Linked DNA regions of Mus musculus: regions 2 and 3 are each linked to region 1. The links are chromatin loops, found by intact Hi-C in ENCODE. Cell type or tissue: heart. All regions are shown on one strand. Region 1 holds the start of Rhoq (ras homolog family member Q). Region 2 holds the start of Pigf (phosphatidylinositol glycan anchor biosynthesis, class F). Region 3 holds the start of Mcfd2 (multiple coagulation factor deficiency 2).

Region 1 (8,000 bases):
ATTGAAGCTGTCATTTCCACTGCACCTTCGGAAGACCTAGGGACTCGGCTGAGCAGCAACCAAGATGTGATGGATGCCTCTCCGGCAGAGATTCTCCTTCTTAACTGCTGTCTATCACGTCAGAATTACAGAATCTAGTCAGAATGAAGGCTGGGCCTCGGAAGTAAAGGCTGAAGACATCCAAAGGGTCCCAACCCCTTCTCACGATGATGGTTTTATGAATGGAGTATAGCCCCAGTGTTAGGTAAAAGCCACCCAGCATTTCACTGGCTACCCTGACTGGCTTAAGGATGAAGTGAATTTAAATTATCAGATGAAGTCTAAGGCTTTAGTTTAATTAGTCAAGGAAAACCTGCTGGTCAGAGTGGCAAACAGAAGATGTAAACCCTCCTCAGGCTGTTACCAAACTCCATGGATACTGTCATGTGACCATTCTTGAGCCTCACTCTCTTCTTCATGCTCATGGCAATCCATTGCTTGCTCTTACACACTCTCTCCCCAACTCTGCCTGACCTTAGCTCTAGTCTCCAAACCCATACCCTAGGCCCTGAGTGGCCTCAAGTGACAGGCCGAGATCTGTCATTTTCCTTATCTGCTATCTTTGCTGTTTTGTCATGGAACACACAGCAAGTAGCATGAGCTTGGAAGCGCACCTTTCAAACCCTAGCCCTGCTACTCAGCTGGGAGACTGAGCAAGGTTCTGACTGTCTTTGTGTGTTTCTTACCTTGGCTATCATGCGAACACGATAAGAGTCAGAATTCCTTTGGTTATCAGAGGCTAAAAACTAACTTCAACTCATTCGGCAAAAAGGAGAGCTGAAATAGTTCAATCTGCCCATCTGAAGGAGCCAGTAAGGACTCAGGGACAGGAGGGTCACAAACTTAAAAGGGGGGTGGGGACTCAGGCAGGATGTGTAAGAGGAAAGCCTCCAGTCAAAGCGCCTGATGGCAGACGTGAGGCAAATGGTGCTGACCTAGGCAGATGGACTAATAGCTGTCTACGAGTCCACGAGTCTTATCTTGCAGAGTCATTTCAGAAATAAAGTAAGATTATCTCCATCGCTGACCACCAAGTACTGAGTGACACACAGGTACCGCACACAGCAGCACGCGGCCAATCACTCCCTTGTTCACCATGCCCTTGCTTTTAGGACCTCTGCTCACCTACATGATGCCTTTGTCTCTTGCTATCGAGATGGAGATACGTTCTCTGAATGTACGCAGCCCAGCGGGATAAGGTTTGACAAATAACCTGTCCACTTCAGATGATCCGAATGCCCGAGAAGTTCTGCGCTGCCCTTCCTCGGCCAGCATGCACTGTCTGCTTTCCCCAGGCCTCTTCCTATGACCTCAGAGCCCCAGGCCAATCATACCGTAACTTTGCAAATCCTTCCACAGCACACCCACAGCTATGCGCTGCTGCCTCCCCGGCTCCTCCAGAAGTCTGTTCTTTATTCCCTCCCACAGTACTGATTACATTATGTAGCAACTATCTGTTTTCCCATCAGCTCCTTCCCGCTCCCCCTCTAGTGACTGTGACTTGCCAGCTCGATGTCCCCTGCCCAGGAAGAAAGCCTGGCTTCTAGTCGACCTCAATTCATGCTTGTTAAGTGGAATATTGAATGAGGAGGAGGAAGGAAGGAGTAGAGGAAAAAGAGAAGGCGGCCTAGACGGGCTCACTGTTCTCACACAGACCTGTGTCTGTTTCAGTGTTCACAGTTCAAACAAAAGGAAAAGAGCAGAGGCCTCTGGGATGCCCAGAAACAAAGTTGTTTCCTGTGCCCGAGTCCTTGACATTTGAGAACTGTTTTTGGTTTTGTTCTGTTTTACCACTTGGGCATTCTCTTTTTTGCCCATGGGAAACTGAGGGTCTTGCAGAGGTCTAACTATTCCAGTTGAAGAGTGCATGGACTGTCAAGGCAGTGTTCTAGAGTGGGCCCGCCCCGCCCCCACATCCACCAGGTGTGACTGTCCCCAGAGCTCTAATATTCTTGGCAGTCTGTCTGGCATCACTGTGGGCCAAGGGAATGAGGTCACTGTCGCCAATGAAGTCACCACCACATGATTCATCCCACATCAGTCCCCAACTCGGAGTGTACTCTGAGAGTCTCAGAGCTTCTCACAAGCCATCCAGGACCCGGGGTCCCTGTAAGATGAGCTCACATTTTTTTTTTTTTTTAAAGCAGAAAACAGGCCTAGAGAAAGGCAGCCAGCCATGCTACTAACTTGTGGTGCTTGGACCAAGTTCAGCTTTCCGGCAGAGCTGGCTCCTACAGCTCTTTAACCTTTCCACATTTCCTCCTTTCAGAATACTAGTCTTCGCAAACACAGCCAGAGCTAATGGTGATGCAAGCAGCAAACCTTGCTCTCTTCTCCTTCACGGGAAAGTGTCAAGACCTGACTTCAAGATAGTGTGGTGCCTTTCCTAACCTTTCAGAATGTATGAAGTAACTTTCAGATTTATTAGTGTAGTCAATGCAAGTACCTCCACTCGAATGCAATGGACAGGGTATGGAGAGATGTTCCCCTACGTTCACAAGGAACGTTAAATACTATTTGAAATCTTCCTGGTCGAATTGAAATCAGGATTATGACTTGAAAACTGGCGTCCAGGGTTCGTGGAAGTGAAATGAGGGCATCACAGTAGGCATCTCCCCAGGTGGCCCTTGAACACCGGGAGTGACAGGGAACCTTTTGGTAACCACTTCACTGGTCCCAGTTTCCCCCACCTAAATCCCGGGGGCAAGGGTATGAGTGACCCACGCACCTCTCAACACAGCATTTTCTACCACTATGAATTGGTGAGAGGAAAGGACTTCCCTGTCAGCAAGCTTGGGGGTAGGCTGCGGTGTGGGGTCAGTCAGCGCAGAGTGAGCCTTCGAACCAAGACCGTACATTTAAAGCAGCACTCGGCCACACAACTAACTGGCCCTGGCCAGACAAGTGTTTCCGGACTTGCCAGACAGAGGCGCAGGGTTGGTCCTGAATCACTGGCCAAGTCTCAGAGCGCGAGGCTACATCATACCTCAGGGATCACAATTGAATACTTTTGGAGAGACGCTTGGAAGCGAAAGGAAGCCTCGGACGATGTCGCCTCCAGGGGGAGCACAAATAACATCTGTGGTCTCCTGACAAGGGCTCGCCCCTTTGTGGCTGGTTGGGGGTGCAATATGCTGCATCTCTTAGTCACCGATTTCATAGAAAATGACTCAAGCTCGTGCTGCGAAAAGCGTGGGGTAGTGATGCTGAGGAGCAAGCAATAAGCCAGAAGTCTCAGTTTTCCAGTTCCGAGACCCACCACCCTCCCAGCCTCCGCACACCTTTCTAATTATTGTTATTAATTATATTTATAACCCTCTTGGCCGCTGTTCCTGATTTCTAGTTGCGTGGAGCACTTGCAGGCCGACGAGATGGCTCCTGCCTTCCAGGCAGAATTTAAATATACACATCTGTATAATGTTGCAGAATTGCGTCACCGTGGAAGTCGTCGTGATTCCCCGAAAGGCCTTCACGTCTCCTCCGGGCACCGGGGCCTGCGGACGCTTCCGGGCTTTGGCCGCACTTTCGCGAGGAGCCCTGGGCTCCTTCCTAGCGGCTGCCCAAGAGCCCCTCCCCCAGCCCCCATCCTCCCGGATACAGGGCGCCTCCTCCTCGGCCTCCGCGCCCGACTCCCAGGGAGTCAAGCTTGGGTGAGCGGCAGGAGCGCACGGCGGGCGCGGGCGCGGGGCGCGCCGCACTCCGGAGCCGCCCGGACCGCCCTCCCCCACCCCCCTTCACCGGCCCAGGAGGGCGGGGGCCGGAGCGGCGCGGGGCGGGCAGAGCCGCCTGGCCCCTCCCCTCCGCCGCCCTCCCCAAAGTTGCCGACTCCCCTGGGGCCGGACGGTCTTATGATCCGGCGGATCCTCCTGGGGAGGCCGGGCCGGGGAGCGGGTTCGGGCGCCGAGCGGCGGGGCCAGCAGGCGGGCGCGGCGAGCCGGGCCAGGGCGGGGAGCGGGGCAGAGATCGAAGCGGCGGCGGCTGCGCCCCGGGCCCGCCGCACCTTCTCCTCCGGTCAGGGGAACCGCTGCATGGGGCCGGGAGGGCGGCCCTGCTGCGCCGAGCGGCGGCGACGGCGGACCCCCCAAGCGGGCTGGGGCTGAGCCCGGGGCCAGGGCGGGGGCTCCGGGGGGACCATGCCCCGAGGCCGGCCGGCCGCAGCATGGCTCACGGGCCCGGCGCGCTGATGCTGAAGTGCGTGGTGGTCGGCGACGGGGCGGTGGGCAAGACGTGCCTGCTCATGAGCTATGCCAACGACGCCTTCCCCGAGGAGTACGTGCCCACTGTCTTCGACCACTACGCAGGTACGCCTCTGCCCTGCTGACTAAGGGGCTGATCCCCGGCTGGGAACTTTGGAGCAACTTTGGCTGAGCCCCCTGGCTTGCCTCCCCTGAGCGTGCTCCCCTCCCCCGCCGTGCCCTCTGCCTGGCGGCTTCACCCCCCCCCCCAAGCTGTGCCTCTGGTCACCCCACCCCTCGCAGCAACTCCCACCCCATTCCTATCTCCCCCTTCGCCCCGTCTCCCACACTTTTCAGTCCCCTGAGCGCCCTTCTTGACCTTCCAGCTGCCTCTTCCCTTACTGCCCGAAACCCCTGTAGGGGAAACATCTGGGAACACTAGTAGACGTGGCTACAGGGTTTGGGGGGGGGGGGGAGTGGATGGCAGGGGCCACATTACACCTATATCTCATGCAACTTGGCAGTGAAGTGGACTCGGATAAAAGGGGAATGTTGTCTCCTGGGGAGCACCCACATGCTTCCCAGTATTTGGGAAAGGAGGTTACTGTGGGGAGCCAAAGTGCTAGATCTCAGATCACTGTGAGCTTCTCTCCCCACCCCCCACTTCTGTCCTTGCAGTCAGCGTCACCGTGGGGGGCAAGCAGTACCTCTTGGGACTCTATGACACAGCTGGACAGGTGAGTGTTTTGGCTTCTGGCCGGTTCCCTTACCCCCATCTCTCGCCAATTCTGTGTGGCTGTGGAGGGCCTTTGGAAACTGAGGTGTCTAGGTGGGAGGGTGTGTTTTGGGGGGGGGGGCTGCCTCAAGATCAGGTTGGTTTTTTTTTTCTTAAGTCAGCAAATTAAGGAAACAAACCCAAAAGAAAACGCAGACCAGCGTGAACCCCGCGATGTGAAAAGTTTTTGACTGTATGGGTCTTTACGTGTGTTGCCTGGTGAGTGGGTCCCAACTCCTGTTGCAAAGTGGCAGCAGCCAATGGTAAAGCGTTCTTATTTTTAGTTGCTGATGACCAGGTCTCCCCCTCGCAGCCTCTGTCTGGGCCCTCATTGGTGAGTGGTCTGCCTGCCCGAGGAGCCTGATTGGTGGGAAATGGCATCATCTAAGAGGCTGGGAAGGCGTTTGGTCCTGGTTGTGTTTATTACAACATCATTGCACTCTGGGACTCCAGTCCCTGAAAACGTAATTTGTGGTGTTACCAGAGGAGCACAGGGAAAAAGAAAAGAAACAACAACCGTCAGCCACTCCCTGGGGTTGGGGCGGCAGGGTTAAGAGTTCAGCTGGAGTCTTGGAGGAAGCTTTCTTCCCCCTGGAGGGCCAGGTGACTTTGTGTTTTCTTTGGAGAGATTATGTGCAGAAAGGAAAGGAACGCGTCTTTCTGCAGTCTCTGGCTAGTGCTGGCAAACTGAAGGGTCAGACTGTTCTCCTGTAGGGTTAAGGGGTTTTCTTGGGGGTTCTGTCTCCCTAACCTAGCTCCACTGTCTTGCCAGACCCACTTTCTTTCTTCTGGGGCTGACTAAGGTGATGGTTTCGCAGAATTCAGCTCTGCAGTGTGCTCTGAAGTCTTTGGAAGTTGCTGTGTCTTATGCAGGCTTGAGAGCCCTGAGGATGCGCGAGCCATTGAACGGTGAACAGTGACTCCAGTCTTTGCGCTTTAGTTGTGAACAGGGGGCTGAAGATGGAGGTGGGGTGGGGTGGGGCCCAGGGGGAGAGAAATACCACCAGATACGATATGCTAAATATGTGTTTGATTAGATCTGCCTTTTAGCATCGTACGCTCTCAGATTCTATACTCATGTCTAGAAATATTTTGTGGGTTTTTGGGGAGGTGGGAGAGGCTTGATTTGGCCCCGATTTCTCAACTGTTAGAGCAGTGGTTCTCAGCCTGTCGGGAAGGGATCACTATCAGCTATCCTAAGCATCAAATGTTTACATTAAGAGTCATAACAGTAGCAAAATCACAGTTATGAAATAGCAACAAAATAACTTTATGGTTGGGGGTCACAGCAACAGGAGGAGCTGTGTTAACGGGGAACAGAATAGGAAGGTTGAGGAGCACTGAGTTAGAGGGACATCTGAGAATGGAGACCTGCCAGCAGTGCAAAGGGGAGGACACCCCTTTCACTGAAGTGGCTCAGGCCAGTGCTGTGTGTGTGTGTGTGTGTGTGTGTGTGTGTGTGTGTGATTCTCAACTTCTAGGGCCTGTTTTGGTTATTCTTTAACCCCACCAACACCCCTTTCATCCATTTTGGAGGGCAAGGAGTGGACAGCAGTCAAGTACCTCCGACTTCCGAGCGGTGCTGTTGATAGACAGGGAGTTGACAATAGTTGAAACAGTTTTTGGAGAAGAAAGTTCCCAATTTTTAATTTCTTAATCTACCTCATCTTGTTGTTGCAATGGTCGTGTTTTAAACATGTACTTTACTCAGCAAGCCCACTTAATATTTGCCTTCTGCATAGCAGAGACCGGGGCAACCACATGCACGTGTATGTACATCTAAGCTCACACAGCTTACAAAAGCTTGCTGCCGAGATAAAGGACCCCGTGCCACTCCAGTGGGGTCCTGGGAAGTACCGAGGTGCCCCGGGGTCGGTCAGATTGTTTGTATGCCTGAAGTTTTACAGCCATCCTCTTGGTGGCAGTTGTCTGGGTGTGGATGGGGAGGGTGTGATCAGGGGGTCACACATCACACGATGTTAAGTACCACAGATGAACACTTAGGATTTTGGGCTAACGTTATTGATACTTTCATCTGTAGTACGAAAAGGTAGCCATTATCAGACAAAATGGTAGGGCTGTCATATCATGCTAAGTAGCCATCTGGGGGCGTGCAAAAGAAAACATTGAAGTTATGGGATCACTGCTGCTGGTAGGAGTGTATGTAAGCGTCTGGATCACATGATTGCTCATGTGTCTTATGTATGTTTCTGTGCTGATTGCTAAGACTCTATCTCTCTATAAATATTTTCCAGATTCCTTTTATGATGATAGTAATAATGGTAAACAAATATACATACATACATACATACATACATACATACATACATACATACACTCAGATGTCAGGGATTTTAGGCCAGATAGAAAAAGAGGGACATCTGCGGACTTTGGGACTAAAACACCTTGGGGTCATATCTCTACCTATACTAGGCATGCAATTCTAACTGAATTTATTTACTTTCTCTGTAATAGTAAAATGTGGATAATTAGGATCTCCACTGCAGGGATGTAGGCTGTCTTAAATTCATTAACCTTTGCAAAAACAGTTGGCACGAACAGTTCTTTGTGTATAGTAGGCGTGCAAATGATATTACAAGAAATTACTGTGTTCTGCTATGGACGAGTTAATTTTGGGGGCTGGGGGTGGTCGAAAGCGGAGCACAATGTATCATGCCTGAAGTCGATCAACTCCGCTACCATGCCAGGTCCTAGAATTGTTAGCAGAGGTGTGGAGCCAGAGAAATAGTTTCAGGTTCTGTGTAGACGTTGAGAAGCAAGGGGCATATGTAGGTTTCAGCTGGTTCTTTTTCCAGAGACAGTGGGATGTGGAGGAGGAAGATTACACGCTGGAAAGCACTGGCCTTCTCTCCAAACTGCCCACGTGTGTGGGTGCTTGGCATACCTACTTAAATAAATGCAGCAATGCCTCGCTCGGGTTGGCACCTCCAGTCCACGTCTTTACACTTGGCCTTCTCGACGATTCCAGTCAAGTCCAGAACCACAAGCAT
Region 2 (8,000 bases), 63 kb after region 1:
ATGAAGTAAAGACCTACCCTCTGACTTCAACATGAGAGCTGTGTCGTATGTACACAATTTAAAATGTTAATATGTGATTTGGAATTACATCGTCTGAACGTTCAGATCACGTTCTAGGCATAGGCCTATTAGTAGATGTTCAAGTCTTTTGTGTTTTTTTAATATTGTCTATTCTGTAATATGAATGTGATTTGAGAAATTAGTGTTTTGCTTTTTTGATGCAATTTACCCAGTTTTGTTTTAAAATGAAAAAAAAAAAAAGTGTAGCATTCATTATTTTTTTGTAGGTGATTCGTGGGTCTTTCTATAATAAGGTCGCTGTGGCTTCTGTACCTCAACACTGTTATCAATATTTCTTAAGTATTAGTAATGTCACAGTCACACTACAGAAACAGAAATCACTTTTGGCTCTTATGCTGGTATGGTGGGTAGCGTGTATTTGTGTGATATTTGTCTTTTAAATGAAAAAGAATTATATATTTTGTGTCTATGTGCGTGTACATGTGTGTTTAAAATGTTCTAACAGGGAATTAAACACGGTACTGAGTATTCAGTGAGATTTTAATTTAACATAATTGTCAAATGTCATAGCATAGTGACTATTCTAGAAAAAATTAAATTATATCTGAAAACATTTAACTGTTTAGTCAAGGAAGGTCACATGTGAAATAACAGTTGCTATGACTTAATTTCCAATGAAGTCTAGAAAACTCCAAGCTCCAGTGGATGGCCCCACATCCATTCAGATATAGGGTTCTAGAAGTTATAACTACAAAGACAAAAGGTTATCAAGTTGCCCAGGGAGTAGGAATAGAGTAGGGAGTGAATGCATGTGATCAAAAACACAGCGTGCATGTATGAAATTACCAAACAATAAAAATATGTATTTTAAAAATATAAATGGCTTAGGCGACGGTTTAGTCAGTAAGCAACAAGGACCTGAATCGATTCCCGGAACCCACCGTAAAATGTCAGGTATGGGGCTTGCTTGTCCCCACACTGGGGAGACAGAGGCTCTCTGGAGAGCCACTCTGGCCTAAGTGATAAGCTCCACACCATTAAATGTCCTGGACAGGGCAGGCGGACAGGGTTTCTAAAGATAACACTTCAAGTTGTCCTCCAGCCCCCAAATGCATTTGCCCACCCACATACCTAAAAAAATGTACAAAAGTAAATGAAAATAAACTGCAGTGTCTTGTAAGTTATCTTCCGTGATAAAACCATGCTTATATAGGTCATTCACATTGTGATGCATTGAAGGAGTCATAATTCCACAATGAATGCACAGCAAGAATCTATCAAACACTGTAGGAAGGTAACAGGCTACTGCTCTGGTGGGGGCGGGGGAGACTTGGTTCCCTTTACACTGTAAATCACTCAATAAGGACGAAGCGAAACTTCCTTCTTACACTGTAACCTCCACCCTAAAGCCAGTGAAGCAACAGAAGTGACCCTTACCTTATGTGACAATGAACTTCTTTTAGAGGACACATTCGGTTTCACTACTAAGTACGACAAGAGATTGACAGTGGTCACAGAAGCAGAGCAGATACACAGCCAGGTCAAATGAGCTTCCAATACTGAGAAGTTGTCCACGAAGAAGGACGGAATGAAAATGCTTAGGAAAATTGAAAATACGCACAAAAGATTGGTATACAGAAGTCTCTTGATGTCAGTATCTTTCATGATGTTTTCTTGGGTAGCTATCTAGTAGAAAACAAATTAAGAAAAACATGTAATGATTTTTTTTCCATTGTCCCAAGCACTTCAATACTCTAAATATAAACCATGTATTAATAATTTTCTATGGGCAACATATTTGTTTCAAAACACAGAACAAGCATATGCAGATTTTAATTGTTACTTTAGATTTCTCTAATATGGTATACATTATCTTTCAGAGCCTCAAAAAGAAAATTCCTGTAAAAATTTAAATATTTGTGACTGGTTTCTACAAAGGGGACATGTGCCAGACACCAGCAACTAATTTTACTTTTTTGGCGAAAATCACTGCAGTTCCCAAATGACAGCCAAGTATACACTTAGATATGCAAATGGTGGAGGACCATCTTAAGATGGTCATTATGCTACACTAAGGGCTCACACTGTCTGTACAGATGTTAAATAATGGTAATAGCAGAACGCGAGTGGGAGGAGAAACAATAGTTTCCAGTCTCTAAATACATATATTTGACCTAGAGAACAGTTTCTATGTTATACTGACTAAAGTTAATTAAGAACTTAAAAGTAACACATGTTACAATGTAGTAAAAATCGGGCCCAAAAAGTAACATCCACACCGCAGGGTGAGGAACTAGCAGGAAAGGTAAAAGCGCAAGTCTGGGCATGGTGCTATTAGCCCTCATTTCATTCACACTTATCGTTTTCAAAAGCAAATGATACTGATTAAGAAAACTGGATGAACAAGTTAGCAGATACGGCCAAGGTTACACACGCACAAGCCATTTCAAGCATCGCCTCTTTAAACAAGAAGAAATCCTCCAGGGTCGGGACAAGAACGCATAGCCGTGAAAAGACTTGGGGAAAGTTTCTCAGATTCTCCCTTCCACTGCGGGGTCAGGCAGGAAGCGCGATCAGAAATCCATCCTAGGCCACCGGCAAACACCCATCTAACACGGCGAGCGCGAGCGGTACCCAAACGCAAAGGTGACACCGGCGAGCGAGTCCCCGACCCAGGACACCACACCTGGGAAGCCGCCCTCGGGACTCGCGATCCCGTGAGAACGGGGTCGGAAGGCTTGGCTGCTCCCGAGCCCTCCTCCTGAGCAGCCTTTGCTCAGGTGCGGACCGCAGCTCCACCCCACCCAGGTGGCTCCGTCCCAGCCTCGGACGGCGCAGTGTGGGCAACTGGAGGTCGCCATCATAGAGAGAGCCCGTGCGGCCGACCCGGTGACCTGAGGTCGGAGTCCCCTGAGAGACTGTGATAGACGCCGGCATCTCAGAGGGTCGGTAGCGCAGGGCATCCTCTGGTCCGCCGGAAGCGTGGCGCCCTGGAAGTCACCGCAGCGGTCGGCGGTGCGACCTGCACCCGCCCCGGGCGAGTGTGAGAAGCAACCCGCCACCGGCTTACCTAACTCTCCCGCCCGCCGAAGGGAAGGGGGACACCACCGCCTCCCACCCTCAGGTGCTACAGGCTGGCATGGCCCCTGGCGCAGGCGCAGACCAGAAAGCGAGGGGGCGGGGGGAACTCACAAGCGCACAGCCAATCGTTGACGAGAAGGGGCGGGATAATGAGAGCAGCCCCGCCCATCAGCTCGCGTTTATCCCTCCCGCGACTTTCTAGGTACGGGATAGGCCGGAGCGGGAGGGCTGAGAGTCCGGAAGCGGGCTGACGTAGCCGGAAGAGGAAGTCGTCTCCGCTGGGGCGTTGTTGTGTTTGGGTTGCTGCTCCTGCTTTGCCGGCTGAGGGCACAGGGACACCCCCATGTAAGGATGGTGTGTGAAAAGTGTAAGTTCAGGGGCTGCTTCTGGGGGAGGTGGAGGGCTGAGAAGTTCTCTCGGGATTTCTCTGGTTTTCCCCTGCTGGTCTGTGGCGTAACCGGTGTCTTCCTACCCTGCCCCTCGGCCCTTCTTGCCTGTCCCGTAAGCATAGCCTTCCGCTCTGTGTTGAGAATGGCTTCAGTTCTGCGCCTCTTGTGTTTGTTTCTGTTGTCGTCCTCGCGCCCCTTCTGGGTCTCCTCCGTTACAACTTCTTGATTGGCTCTCGGAGGCTTAAATCGGATCTTCACGATCTTTCTGGTAGCATCAAGAGTTGACAGATGTCACAAGTATAAGTTCCAGGCTCTCGGTTACATCTTAAGATTATAAGCAATGGTTAATTTCCAGTATTATTAATATGTCCCGAATAATGTTTAAATCTTGACTTTCTGCTTTTCCTTACTACAAAACATGCCGCATTTAATACAGATTTTATTTATTTATTTATTTATTTTTGGTTTTTCGAGACAGGGTTTCTCTGTGTAGCCCTGGCTGTCCTGGAACTCACTCTGTAAACCAGGCTGGCCTCGAACTCAGAAATCCGCCTGCCTCTGCCTCCCCAGTGCTGGGATTAAAGGCGTGCACCACCACCGCCCGGCTAGATTTTATTTTAAAAATTACTTCAGTGGCTATCTGAAATTAAGTTAAATTGGATATTTTGAGCCATCCCGTCAATTCATTAATACTCACAGCTTTGGGTCAGGTGAAGGAGAGAGTCTCATCACCACCAAAGAAATCTTTAAGTAGTCACCCCTGGCTTTTAGAAAGGTCTTTTTAACCCTTTTAGTTACCATTCAGTAATTCCAATGAAACCCTTAAGATTTGTTGTAAATATTTAATTTTTTTTTTTTTGGTAGCTGCAAAAGCTGATGATTCGTTTAAAAACAACTTTCTTCTCTTGATCTCTTTCATGGGCTAGACAGCCTTCTCTGACAAGATTCAACCCACATCTCAGTTACTGGCGGATATACAGGACCCATTTTGTTCATAGCCCCTCAGTATGTAGAACTCTGGACACAGACACCCCTCCAGAGCTGTGCCATTCTTAAACGGTTTTTTATTCTTTTCGAAAGTGGGATAAATGGTTAATTAAATGTGGCTTAAATGTATTTAGATTGTGAAGCCGTCCTTTGTGCTGTGCCCTGAAAGGTCATTTCCTCTGCTCTTCTGAGAAATCTAAGGTCTTATTATCTGTAGCCTCTCAGTCTGTCTGCTCATTGCATGCACCCCGTAAGTAAACTGAGGTACTTGCATACAGAAGCTGTAATGTCAGCAGCCGCCTCAGTTCAGTCTTCCCTTGTATCACACATTATTCGAGAAAGTTACTTTTCTCCAATTTTTTAGAGTTACCTCTTAGAACTTGGCACGTACGTGTTCTCCAGTTGTGCATTTACTGAGTTCCAGGGAGTTTGGTTTCAGTGTGCTTTCTTTTCCTTGTTCTGTTAGGTGTTTGAGGACTGTTTGGCCTCAGCTGGCACATCCATACCACTGAGCATCCAGTGCTCTTCTCCACCCTGAACAGTGCCCTACTTAAACAGTACTAAGTAACTGTCCATTTGGAGCATATAAATACAATATATTTATCATTTTAAATTGCTTTGTTTTCATCAGAACCTTGCATGGTGCTTTGTACAGACTAGGTGATTAGAGAATGTGAGAGAGAGGAATGAATAAGTTTGTCAGAACTGCTTAAAGTATAATCAGTTAAAGCCTGTTACTAGAGCATCGTTTTGTCCTGTAAGTTTTATTTAGAACCAGTATCTGTTGCCCACTGTTACTATCTTAAGTTTTCATTCATTGGTTTCTACCCTGGCATTAGTAGGTTCCTCCTATAATCTGACTTCATATCGTTATGTACTTTAGGCGATACAATATATTTATCATTTTAAATTATTATTGTAAAGTTAGCAAAGAAATGGGTTTTGTTATTTTATTTCCACACAGTTTGCTTATTAGATGACAGCTGTTCTCTTTTGCTGTCTTGGCGACCACAGGTGAAAAGAAACTCGGCAGAGTTATCACTCCAGACACATGGAAAGATGGTGCCCGGAACACCACAGGTACTGTTTGCTGTTAGGAGACAGGAGCTGGGTCAAGCGCTGTGGCCCTGCTCTGGTGCGTCACATTTTGCACAGTGCAGTGTTAGATGCTGATTACCTTGCCCAGTAAACACCGAGGGCTCGGTTCTCCTGGGAGTGCACATCTTTCTTCATCATCTGAGTTACATGTACGGATTCCTCATATAGTCAAGAAGTAGTAAAATTATTATTTCAATGTATGTCTATTTGATTCAGATTGGTAAAGTCTGTGTTTACATTTCCTTCCCACATCTAAGTTTTACATTCTCAAACAAATTTAGACTGCCTTACTTTTTTTTTTTATTAAACGCATACAGCAAAGCCCAGTGCAGTGATGCATGCCTTTAATCCCAGTACTTGAGAGGCAGAGGCAAGCGGATTTCTGAGTTCGAGGCCAGCCTGGTCTATCTACAAAGTGAGTTCCAGGACAGCCAGGGCTATACAGAGAAGCCCTGTCTCGAAAAACAAAAACAAAACAAAACAAACAAACAAACAAAAAAAAACCAAAGTAGACAGATGTTACACATACAAAAAGAGTGTAGGCATTGTCAAAGCACTACTTTAAGACTGAACAATAAAGCAATTATACAGTGTTCATTAAAAACTGGGCTATTATATGAAGATTTTTAAAAATTACAATAAGGGTCTGTGATGGTTTGTATATTCTTGTACCAGGGAGGTGTGGCCTGGTTGGAGTAGGTGTGTCACTGTGGATGTGGCCTTAAGATCCTCACCCTAGTTGCCTGGAAGTCAGTCTTCCACTAGCAGCCTTTGGATGAAGAGGTAGGACTCTAAGCTCTGCCTGCACCAATACCTCCCTGGAAACTGCCATGCTCCCACCTTGATGATAATGGACTGAACCTCTGAACCTGTAAGCCAGCGCCAATTAAATGTTTGTTTTTTTTTTGTTTTGTTTTTTTGGTTTTTTTTTTGTAAGACTTGCCTTGGTCATGGTGTCTGTTCACAGCAGTAAAACCCTAACTAAGACAGAAGTTGGTACCAGGAGTGGGGTATTGCTGTGATAGGCCTGACCATGCTTTTATTTGAAAGAATGTGGATTTTTGGACTTTGGATTTGGAACTCAGTGGAATGCTTTAAATGGGGCTTAGTGGGTCATCCTAGTAGGAATCTGGAAGACTTTGTTGCTGGGAGTAACTGTGTTGACCTGGCCCAAGAGATTTCAAAGGAGAAGAATTTCAGTATGTGGCATAAAGACTGTTTTTGTGGTATTTTGGTGAAGAATGTGGCTACTTTTTGCCCTTGTCTGAAAAGTCTGCCTGAGGCTAAGGTGAAGAGACTCAGATTAATTGCATTGACAAAGGAAGTTCCAAAAAAGCCCAGCAGAGACTTTGTTCTCTGGTTAAGTCTCATAAAGAGAAGTTTGAACAAGCATAGCAAGCTTAGAAAGGAAAAATATAAAATATATGGTTCGAGTATTAAAGGCATACTAGGAAGTGAAATAGAGCAAAAACCTGTGTTCTAGGAAATAACAGATTAAGGGAGTGGGACCTTGGGGCAAGATCCTACCAGCTAAATTTAGATCCAGGCCTGGTGGTACATACCTTTAATCCCATGAGACAGGCATGCTGATCTCTGCGTTCAAGGTCAATCTACAGAGCAAGATCCAGGATAGCCAAGCTTAGGCAGTGAAGGATTTGGAAAACATAAAGCCAGTGATAATGTAATAGTACAAGCGGGTCATGTTCTAGTTCCTGCAAGCAACAGAACTTGGCAGCTTCAGCCATGTGGCTCTGGCTCTAGAGTTAAGAATGGAAGGAACTACTGGGACAATTGATGCTGGTTAGCTGGAGCTAAGAAATTAGCAGTGATTAAGAAGAGATCAGCATCACTGAGGTGAAATCTTGTGGGAAGTATTTTCTGGGAGCACAAAGAAGCTGTGTTCCAGAGATAGCCAAGGTTGTACCTCTTGCTGCAGCTGGACTTGGTATTGTGTAAGAATCACCCAGGTGGTACTGGTTTTGAAGGCATGAAAGTGTCATGAAGAACAGCTGAAGCTTGACACTGTGAGAGGCCATGGAAGGCCATTGGTGAAGGTGCAGCCTCAGTTGCAATTGATGGCCCAGGACTGAAGGGGTCATGCAAAGGATTTGAGACTTGGCACCATGAAGAGAGCTATGAGAGACTATTGGTGAAGCCCAGTTGGAGTGGAACACCCCAGTGTATTGGAGATGTCAATACCAAGGGATGATCACCAAGAACAGCAGCTGTAGTGGAGTGGATCAACCTGAGCATAGAGTGCTACAGAGGGCAGAGCTGGAGAAGTGATGCCAGCCCTTAGGAAGAGTCCAAAAGATCAAGTGGAATCCCAGACACTGAAACAAGAAGCTGTAACATTGAAATTACCTTAGAGACTCAAAGATGTTAAAGATGTCAAAGCCATGGGATACATGCTGAGGAAAGCTG
Region 3 (8,000 bases), 300 kb after region 1:
ATCCTTTGCATGACCCTTTCAGTCCTGGGCCCTCAACTGCAACTGAGACTGCACCTTCACCAATGGCCTTTCATTGCTTCTCACAGTGCCAAGTCTCAGCTGCTCTTCATGACCCCTTCATGCCTTCAAAGTCAATACCACCTGGGTGACTCTCAGACATCACCAAGTCCAGCTGCAGTATGAGGTACAACCTTGGCCATCTCTGGAACACAGCTTCTTTGTGCTCTCAGAAAACGCTTCCCAGGTTTCACCTCAGTGATTCTGGTCTCTTCTTAATCACCACTAATTGCTTAGCGCCAGCTAACCAGAATCATCAATTGTCCTAGTAGTCTCCTCCTCTTGACTCTAGAGCCAGAGCCACATGGCTGAAGCTGCAGTTCTGCTGCTTGCGGGAACTGGAACATGGCTCCCGTGTTCTATTACATTTGCACCAGCTTCCTCTTTTCCAGCTCCTTCACTGCCTAAGCTTGGCTGTCCTGGATCTTGCTCTGTAGATTGACCTCCAACTCAGAGATCTGCATGCCTGTCTCCTGGGATTAAAGGTGTGTAACACCAGGCCTGGATTTAAGCTTTTCTTCACCTAGAACTTGCTCTGTCTCAGACTGGCTTTGAACTCAGAGATCTGCTTGGCTTTATCTCCTGGTATTAAAGGTGTGTGTGTGTACCACCATGCCTGGGTCTAAACTCAGCTGGGTAGGATCCTGCCCCAAAGTCCCACTGCCTTAATTTGTTATCTCCTTGAACACAGGACTCAGCTCCATTTCACTTCCAGGCACCCCTTTAACACTTGAACCATATATTCTATATTTTTCCTTTCTCAGCTTGCTATGCTTGTTTAAAATGTTCTTTATGAGATTGAACCAGAGAACAAAGTCTATGATGGGCGTTTCTGAAACTTCCTTTGTCAATGCAATTAATCTGAGTCTCTTCACCTTAGCCTCAGGCAGACTCTTCACATAAGGGCAAAAAGAAGTCACTTCTTCACCAAAACACCACAAGAACAGTCTTTACACCACATACTGAAATTCTCCACTGAAACCTCTCGGGCCAGGTCTGCACAATTGAAATCACTCTCAGTAATGAAGCCTTCCATATTCCTACTAGGATAGCCCATTAAACCCCATTTAAAGCGTTCTATTGCTTTCCAAATCCAAAGTTCCAAAATCCACATTCTTCTAAACAAAAGCACGGCCAGGCCTATCTCAGCAATACCCCAGTCCCTGGAACCAATTTTGTCTTAGGGTTTTACTGCTGTGAACAGACACCATGACCAAAGCAAGTCTTATAAAAGACAACATTAATTGGGCTGGCTTTCAGGTTCAGAGGTTCAGTCCATCAAGATGCAGGGCAGCATCTAGGCAGGCATGATGCAGGCAGAGCTGAGAGTTCTACATCTTCATCTGAAGGCTGCTAATGGAAGACTCACTTCCAGGCAGTTAGGGCTAGGGAATTAAAGCCCAAGTCCACCGTGACACACCCACTCCAACGGGGCCACACCTTCTAATGATGCCACTCCCTGGCCTGAGCATATACAAACCATCACAAAGGAGTAATTTTCAAGGTGCTCAAACGCAGTATCTAGCCTGACTACTGTGCAATGACATTATGCAATCTATCACGCTGCATAAGGTTTCTAATAGATTCAATGAAAAAAAAAAAAAAAAAAAGCAGGCAGTAAGTCTACCCATAATTCACTGCTGCAAAGTAAATCTATACACATATACAAGTATGCCTCTAACCCTCATCTCTGTCTCTCCTACCTGAGCACTGGGATTACTGGCAGCTGCACACATACCTGACATTTATGTGGGTGCTGGGTATGGGAACTCCAGTCCTCAAGCTGCATGCAATTTACCCACTGGGCCAGTCAGGGCTACATAATGAAATCCTATCTAAAAAAACAAAACAACCAAACCAAAAACAAAACAAACAAAAAACCTACTATAAATGACTTTTTCCATATATGTATGTAATCCCTACCATAATTCTAATACTCAATGGCAGTTTCTAGCTAACATTTACCTCCAGATAATTCAAGAGTTAGAAACCACACTTCCAACTTAAGAAGCAAGCATCTAGACCCTGCCAAGGTTGTACCAGGAACAGAGAACATGTTCTCAAGTTATTCCTAGTAGTGCCTACTATGCTGATGTCACTTAACCCAGGCCAGAGCAGAATAACTTATTCTGGGCCCACATCTTAGGAGTGTGGGGGTAGGAAGGACCAGAAATGGGATCCAGTCCTCCCTAACCCTCGGACTCAATTATCTTCAGTGTCTTCTCCCCTTGGCTTTTGTTGTTTTACTGTTTTAAAACAGGCTGTCACTATACAACTCATGCTGGCTTAACTACAGTCATCTATATTCACCTTCCAAGTGCTGTGATGCAGGCATGTGCCACCCTGAGCCTGGCTTCTATGTTCTTCCAGTGTTTTTGGTTCTTGGCTTCTGGACTGGAATAGGAAGACATTCTCAGTACAGGGCACCTGCCTGGTGTCTAGACTACTGGTTCACAACTTGTGTGTCCTGTGGGTCATGGTCCTTGGTGGACTAGAGGGATAACCACAGATACACAGCTAAGATTTAAAAAGAAAAGGGAAAAAAAAATGTGCATGCTGAGGAAGGGACAGTGTGCTTGAGTGTGACAGCCACACTGATGTCACGTGTCTTGTTTAGTTGTTTTCTACTTCTATATCGAGAGGCAAGGTCTACAGCCTGCAGCCACATTCTGATGTCAGTGTAATTGGGGAGGGGGGCACCTTGGAGCTGTCTACTGAAACCATGGCGCCTTTCCTCGAAGAACATGGTTGGCTCCAGCTGGGATGTGTACCTGTGGCATGTTTTAAACTGATGTAATAGCAGACCTTGACCCAAGTGGTTAATAAGCACAGGAACTTTGAGTTCAGGTTAGCCTCTCTTCAGTATAAAAGCCAAGAACCTCTGAGCTTGCGTCGTCGGCAAGTTCCCAACATGAAAGCTCAAGAAATACCAGCTCCAGGAAGTCAGAAGGAATCCCACAAAGCACGGGGACGACAAGAGGCAGGGCCTGCCACTTGCCAGATTCAACTGTTCCCAGTCAAAAAGGACACATTGCATCATCCACACTCCAGTTACTTAGTTCAAGGCCATGGGCACAAGGCCTGGAAAGATAAGCCCCAAGGGTTCCCTGGCTCACTCACCTTCAGGAAACGGCAAAGGCCAAGCTAGAGAAAAACCCAACTAAGGGAGAGGCTGACAACTGACTTCCCTTTTCTAAAGACCCCCATGTACAGAGACTCTTCTTGATGGGCCTGGAGTCTTAGAAACTTGACTATCTTATGTTGACTACTTATATATTCTTGACTGAAAGGCTGTTGCTCATCCTTTGGAGAAGGTCATCTTCAACAGAATGAGCAACTCTGGGAGAGACACACACAGCAACGAAAGAGGAAAAGGATATTGCTAAGCTCAGCAGACCACCACCACTAACCCTGTCGGTATGATCAGTGGGGTATGATCGGCGGCGGCAAGCAGATCGTCTGGAAACCAGAGAGGGCTGTAGAAAACAATCAGGGCCTTAGCATGAGTCTGACAGGGCAATGCTGACCTGCCTCAGAGCCTTGACTCCAACAGGGCTCCTCTCACTGCTCCGGACGCCTCTGTTGCCACTGTGTCTGGTCATTCCTCCTAGGCCCGGTTCAGATGAGACGTAAAGACTCTTGTGGTTAACACCCCTTGCTTCCTTGTCTGTTTCTTCCTTCCTATCTTTCCTTCTCCTCTTTCCAAAGGTCAGGATCTGTGTTCTCTCATTTGTGAACTGAACAACGCTGAGCTGGCGTGGGACGTGGTCAGAATGGGGTGAGAAGAAACACAGTACTTAAGTCTCTATCTCAGAGGCCCTGGCCTAAGGCTGAGCTCTCCCTTTGCAGCACTCCTGCCCACCCTTCCTTCCCACTGGGCCATTATTCCTATCAGGGAGTGGGCTTTCCTCCTAGCAGCTGTTGGCAGCCTTCAGAGGCTCTTAGTTGGGAATTTACATTCAAAGCAATCACATTTGACAACACCCCAGACATCCTGTTACACGGAGCCAAGGCCAACTGACTAGTGCTTCCTAGTTGTAGTCATCTCCATGCTCTTGAAGTCCAAGTAACCAGCAAGTTTCTGGGTTACAGAAAGCCCCCACATGGGCTGAGGTTGAAAACTTGTCCTGAATAGGCTGGTGTTTAATAGTCTGGTCCATTTGTTCACTGGGGGATTCCAAAGGAATGCCATGCTACCCTTATAACTAACATTTAACTAAGAGCCTAGTTACATAGGGAGAGCAGAGCTGTGAAGGCTGTGAGAACAGTCAGACGCCTCTCGACAGCAAAACACAGGTCACTAAAGAGGCACTCCAGGGGTATCACACACACCCCCATCCACAGAAAGCATGAGAAGAAATATTTCAACCCAAAGCAAAGCACGCCCCTCCATATGGCAGTGAACACCTAAACATGACTTAAGTCCAATCCAGAATATTCAGATGAGGAGGGGCAGGTCTTGAGTAAAGTACAAAGACAGTGAGTGAGTCACAACAGGCATTGCAGGAAGGAAAGAAGAGCTTGGAAGGGCAATGAGAATCCACAGAAGGACCTGGGAATGGGGCAGGGTGGCTGAGCGTGTCTCTACCTCCCCTGTACTGGACACGTTGAGGAGGGTCAATCAATATTAAAGGAGCAGAAAAGAGAGCTGATTGCTAAGGCAAGGTGTCTGGAAAAGTGAGAGTTTTGAATAGGTTCAATGTATTTGATGAGTGTAGGTAAGAGTGACGCCCAGGCCTCTGGTTTGGGCATATGTGTGGATGGAGGTGCCATGTCCCAGAAAGGGAAAACGAGACAAACGAGCATCCCTTGTCTACCTAACCTCCTAGGCTCAAACTAGCCAACCCTGTCGAGACAACAGGACCTGTGGGTCTGCCCCGAGGAAGGTGGGGGAGCCAGAGGCAGATGGAGTAACGCCTGAGACCCGCGTGCTTCCAGGCCAGCCAGGGTCCGTGTCCAGCCCACACAGCTGGCCCTACAGCCTAGTACTGAGACTCCCAGCAATGGGGTGAGCGCAAACAACAGCGCGGTGCTCAGCCGGGCAGACACGTCTGGCCCCCGAAACCCTCTCGGAAGACAGGCTGCCTCCGTGGGCCACAGGTCCCGCTGCGCCCTGAAGGTCCGCATCCTCCACCCCGCCACCCGGGCCTCCCATTCTCGAGCCCCAGGCCGACCGACCTCTGCCCCGAGGGTCAGGCCTCCGGCCCGTGGGTTCGCTCACCCCGATAATCCCCGACGCAGTCGCGAAGCACTCCAACGTGAACCTTGCCAGCTGCCGTCCCTGGGACGCTTTTCTCCGCACGCCGGTCCCGCCCCTCGCCCAGCCGCGCACGCGCACAGCCTCCCGCCCGCCCACCAACGCTGCCGGCCCCGCCCCCTGTGCGACCCGATCCAGTGGATCCACGTGTCCCCTGTGGCTGGCGCGGCCAGACCCGCCTCCCGAGGGCGACACCCTACTGCTAGGGCCCTGGGGAGGCCAAGAGGCGAGCTGGTTGCTAGGCAAACCTGAGGCTCCGGAACGTGGCTCACCGTGGGTTGTGGGCTGCAGGATCCGGAGGAGGCGGACTCCGAAGCTGGCCAGCCTCACCTTCTCTATACTTTGACGGATATCCTTGCTTCCACTACAAACTGAGAGAGTAAAACCCCTAACTCCTGTCCCAGTGAGGCAGCCGGTACTTCTCGGGGATCCTGCGTTTCCAAGACTGACCTGCTTCCATTTTCTTTTTGCTCCATTCCCTGAGCCGCAGCCTCAAGATCCAGCTAGTAAAGTTCCTGAAATCGTCTGGTTTTGTTGTTTTCTTTGAGAGAAGACAATATATTTAAAAAAAAAAAAAAAAAAAAGGATCCTGCCCTTTGATATTAACAAAATTGTCTTTCAGTGAATGTGTATAGATACAGATAGATATATGAGCTTAGGACTGTACATTTTAAAATTCCTTCTCTCCTTTGTATCTTTGAAGATACATAATCGTATTTTTTTTAGATGCACCTACATCAAAGATGGAGAGAGATTATATCAAAGCCCACCCCCACCCCCTCTTCCTTGTAGCCTTGAAAATTGCCCAACAGCACCGTTTTTGTCTCTTTGTCCCACTTTCCAAGATTAAGATTTCAACATTATCCATAGGGAGAGAAAGCCTCTTTCAAGAGTCCCTAAGATATTGCATCTCATTCCATCTCATTCTGAAGGTTAGATTAATTTGGTCCAGTTCATTCTGGGTACCCTGTAGTTGACTGCATTGTACCTACGATCCTTTGTCCTGGGAGCTACAAATGCAGGCAGTTTATGAAGCTCAGTAAGTAGAGACTGGACCGAGGGTAGCCTGGAGCATTCTTCACCTCACACCTCCTAGACTTTTTGTTTTGTTGCTGATTTGGTGTTTTGATTTTTCGAGACAGGATCTCTCAGTGTAGCCCTGGCTGTTCTGGAACTTGCTCTGTAGACCGGGCTGCCCGCAGACTCAGATCCATCTGCTTCTGTCTCCCAAGTGCTGGGATTAAAGGTGTGTGCCACCACTGCCCTGCTCAGACTTTTTTCTAATAAGCACTTGCCACCAAGCCAGATACTCCACCTTCTCTGTGGATGCTAGCTTTTGTCATCTTTCTCTTTCTACTGGATCATTCTTACCTGCATAGATGCTTGCCCTCTGGTTCTTTCCTACAATGCTATTGAAATGGCCATCTCCATGCAAACCAGGTCTCTTCTGACTTGCTTATTCCTCGAAGTCAAACATGGCTCCCATTGTCTCCTTTGTTTGAATGCTGTGGAGGTGGGTTTGAGTTCTGCTATGCTCAAGCTATGCTCAGTGTGACACACAGTCTCCTGCTGCCTGCTGATCAAGATGCAGAACTCTCAGCTCCTTCTCCAGCACCATGTCTGCCTAGATGCTGCCATGCTTCCCACCTTGATGATAATGGACTGAACCTCTGAAACTGGAAGCCAGCCCCAGTTAAATGTTGTCCTTTGCAAGAGTTGCTGTGGTTATGGCATCTCTTCACAGCGATTAAAAACCCTAAGGCACAGCCACACTTTGAAGCATTTTTTTTTTCTTTCCTGACAACTATGCTTGTTGTTCTCCGGTCTGTCCTCCTGGCATCGCATCCTCTGCTCAACGTACGAAAAGAGGGCGCCATGGTGCTGAGTACTCTCATCTAGTGATTTCATCTAGTCCTGTGCTTGAAAGGCCAGTTGCATGCAAACAACTCCCTAAAGGTTTTGTATGTGCATATGTAATATGTTTGCATGTGTCCACGTGTGTGAGAGCATTTGCTTATGTATGGATGCTATAAATCTATACTGAATGTCTTCTTCTGACCCTCTTCTGCCAGGGTCTCTCGAACCTGGCATTTGTCAGTTTGGCAAGGCTAGCTGCCCAGCCATGAGCTCCATGAATCTTCCTGTCTCCGAGACCCCCTCTTCCATCACTGAGATGACAGACACTTTCGACCATGCCAGGCTTTTATGTGGGTGCCAGCGGCCCAAGGTCAGGTCTTCTGATTGTATGGCAGTACTTTCCCAAGTGAGCCATCTTTCCTGTAATTCTTGGTACCTCTAAATAACGGCCTCCTTGTCAGCTCCATTTGATGGCTAACTGGAATCTTAAGCTTAAGGACCCCTTGTAAAACTTGACCCTTCCCCTCAAACCCATGCCAGTCTTGTCTATGGTAGCCATATCACTGATATCCACTTGGTTATTTGAGTTGAAATTCTTGGAGGTCTTCATGATTCTGTTACCTTTGTATACCTTTGAGCAAATCTCCTTGTGCTATCAAAATATAAAACTTTAAAACACATTTTACACCTCTAGTTTCTCGTGGTTCTACTGCTAGGAGCCGCCATGGAGCCACGAAGGGTGTCTCAGAGATGGCCCACATGATCTGTCTGCTTCCATCCATTTTTGCCCAAGCTTGGTCTATGGCAGAGACACTACCTCTGTGACTTT

What was found. A loop is a pair of places that touch in the nucleus more often than their neighbours do. Peaks named below come from ENCODE experiments on the same cell type or tissue, not always from the same donor. Only the 100,000 strongest peaks of a DNase experiment are listed, where the experiment ranks them.
Region 2: a loop joins it to region 1, with 3 times the contacts of the local background. A loop is called at or near these places in 15 of 42 quality-filtered maps.
Region 3: it touches region 1 in a loop (2.5-fold over the local background); 2 of 42 quality-filtered maps call a loop at or near these places.

What each region holds. Positions count from the first base shown.
Region 1 is chr17:86,959,408-86,967,407 of GRCm38, forward strand. It overlaps Rhoq (ras homolog family member Q), which reads left to right and starts at 3,704. Exons shown (of 5, transcript NM_145491.2): 1 at 3,704-4,340; 2 at 4,893-4,951. The coding sequence starts at 4,199. LOC115488765 reads left to right here. Exons shown (of 3, transcript XM_030250169.1): 3 at 3,466-4,139. The coding sequence ends at 4,139. In heart, a CTCF peak has its summit at 3,095 (motif pointing right); DNase peaks (open chromatin) are centred at 2,034, 3,054, 3,754, 5,324 and 3 weaker places; H3K4me3 peaks cover 3,487 bases; H3K27ac peaks cover 4,343 bases.
Region 2 is chr17:87,022,207-87,030,206 of GRCm38, forward strand. Pigf (phosphatidylinositol glycan anchor biosynthesis, class F) reads right to left here and starts at 3,195. Exons shown (of 6, transcript NM_008838.1): 1 at 3,092-3,195; 2 at 1,459-1,707. The coding sequence starts at 1,686. Cript (cysteine-rich PDZ-binding protein) reads left to right here and starts at 3,355. Exons shown (of 5, transcript NM_019936.3): 1 at 3,355-3,469; 2 at 5,493-5,558. The coding sequence starts at 3,454. In heart, a CTCF peak has its summit at 3,542; a DNase peak (open chromatin) is centred at 3,255; H3K4me3 peaks cover 2,376 bases; H3K27ac peaks cover 1,327 bases.
Region 3 is chr17:87,260,557-87,268,556 of GRCm38, forward strand. Mcfd2 (multiple coagulation factor deficiency 2) reads right to left here and starts at 5,391. Exons shown (of 4, transcript NM_139295.3): 1 at 5,279-5,391. In heart, a CTCF peak has its summit at 5,507; DNase peaks (open chromatin) are centred at 3,065 and 5,485; H3K4me3 peaks cover 2,250 bases; H3K27ac peaks cover 1,792 bases.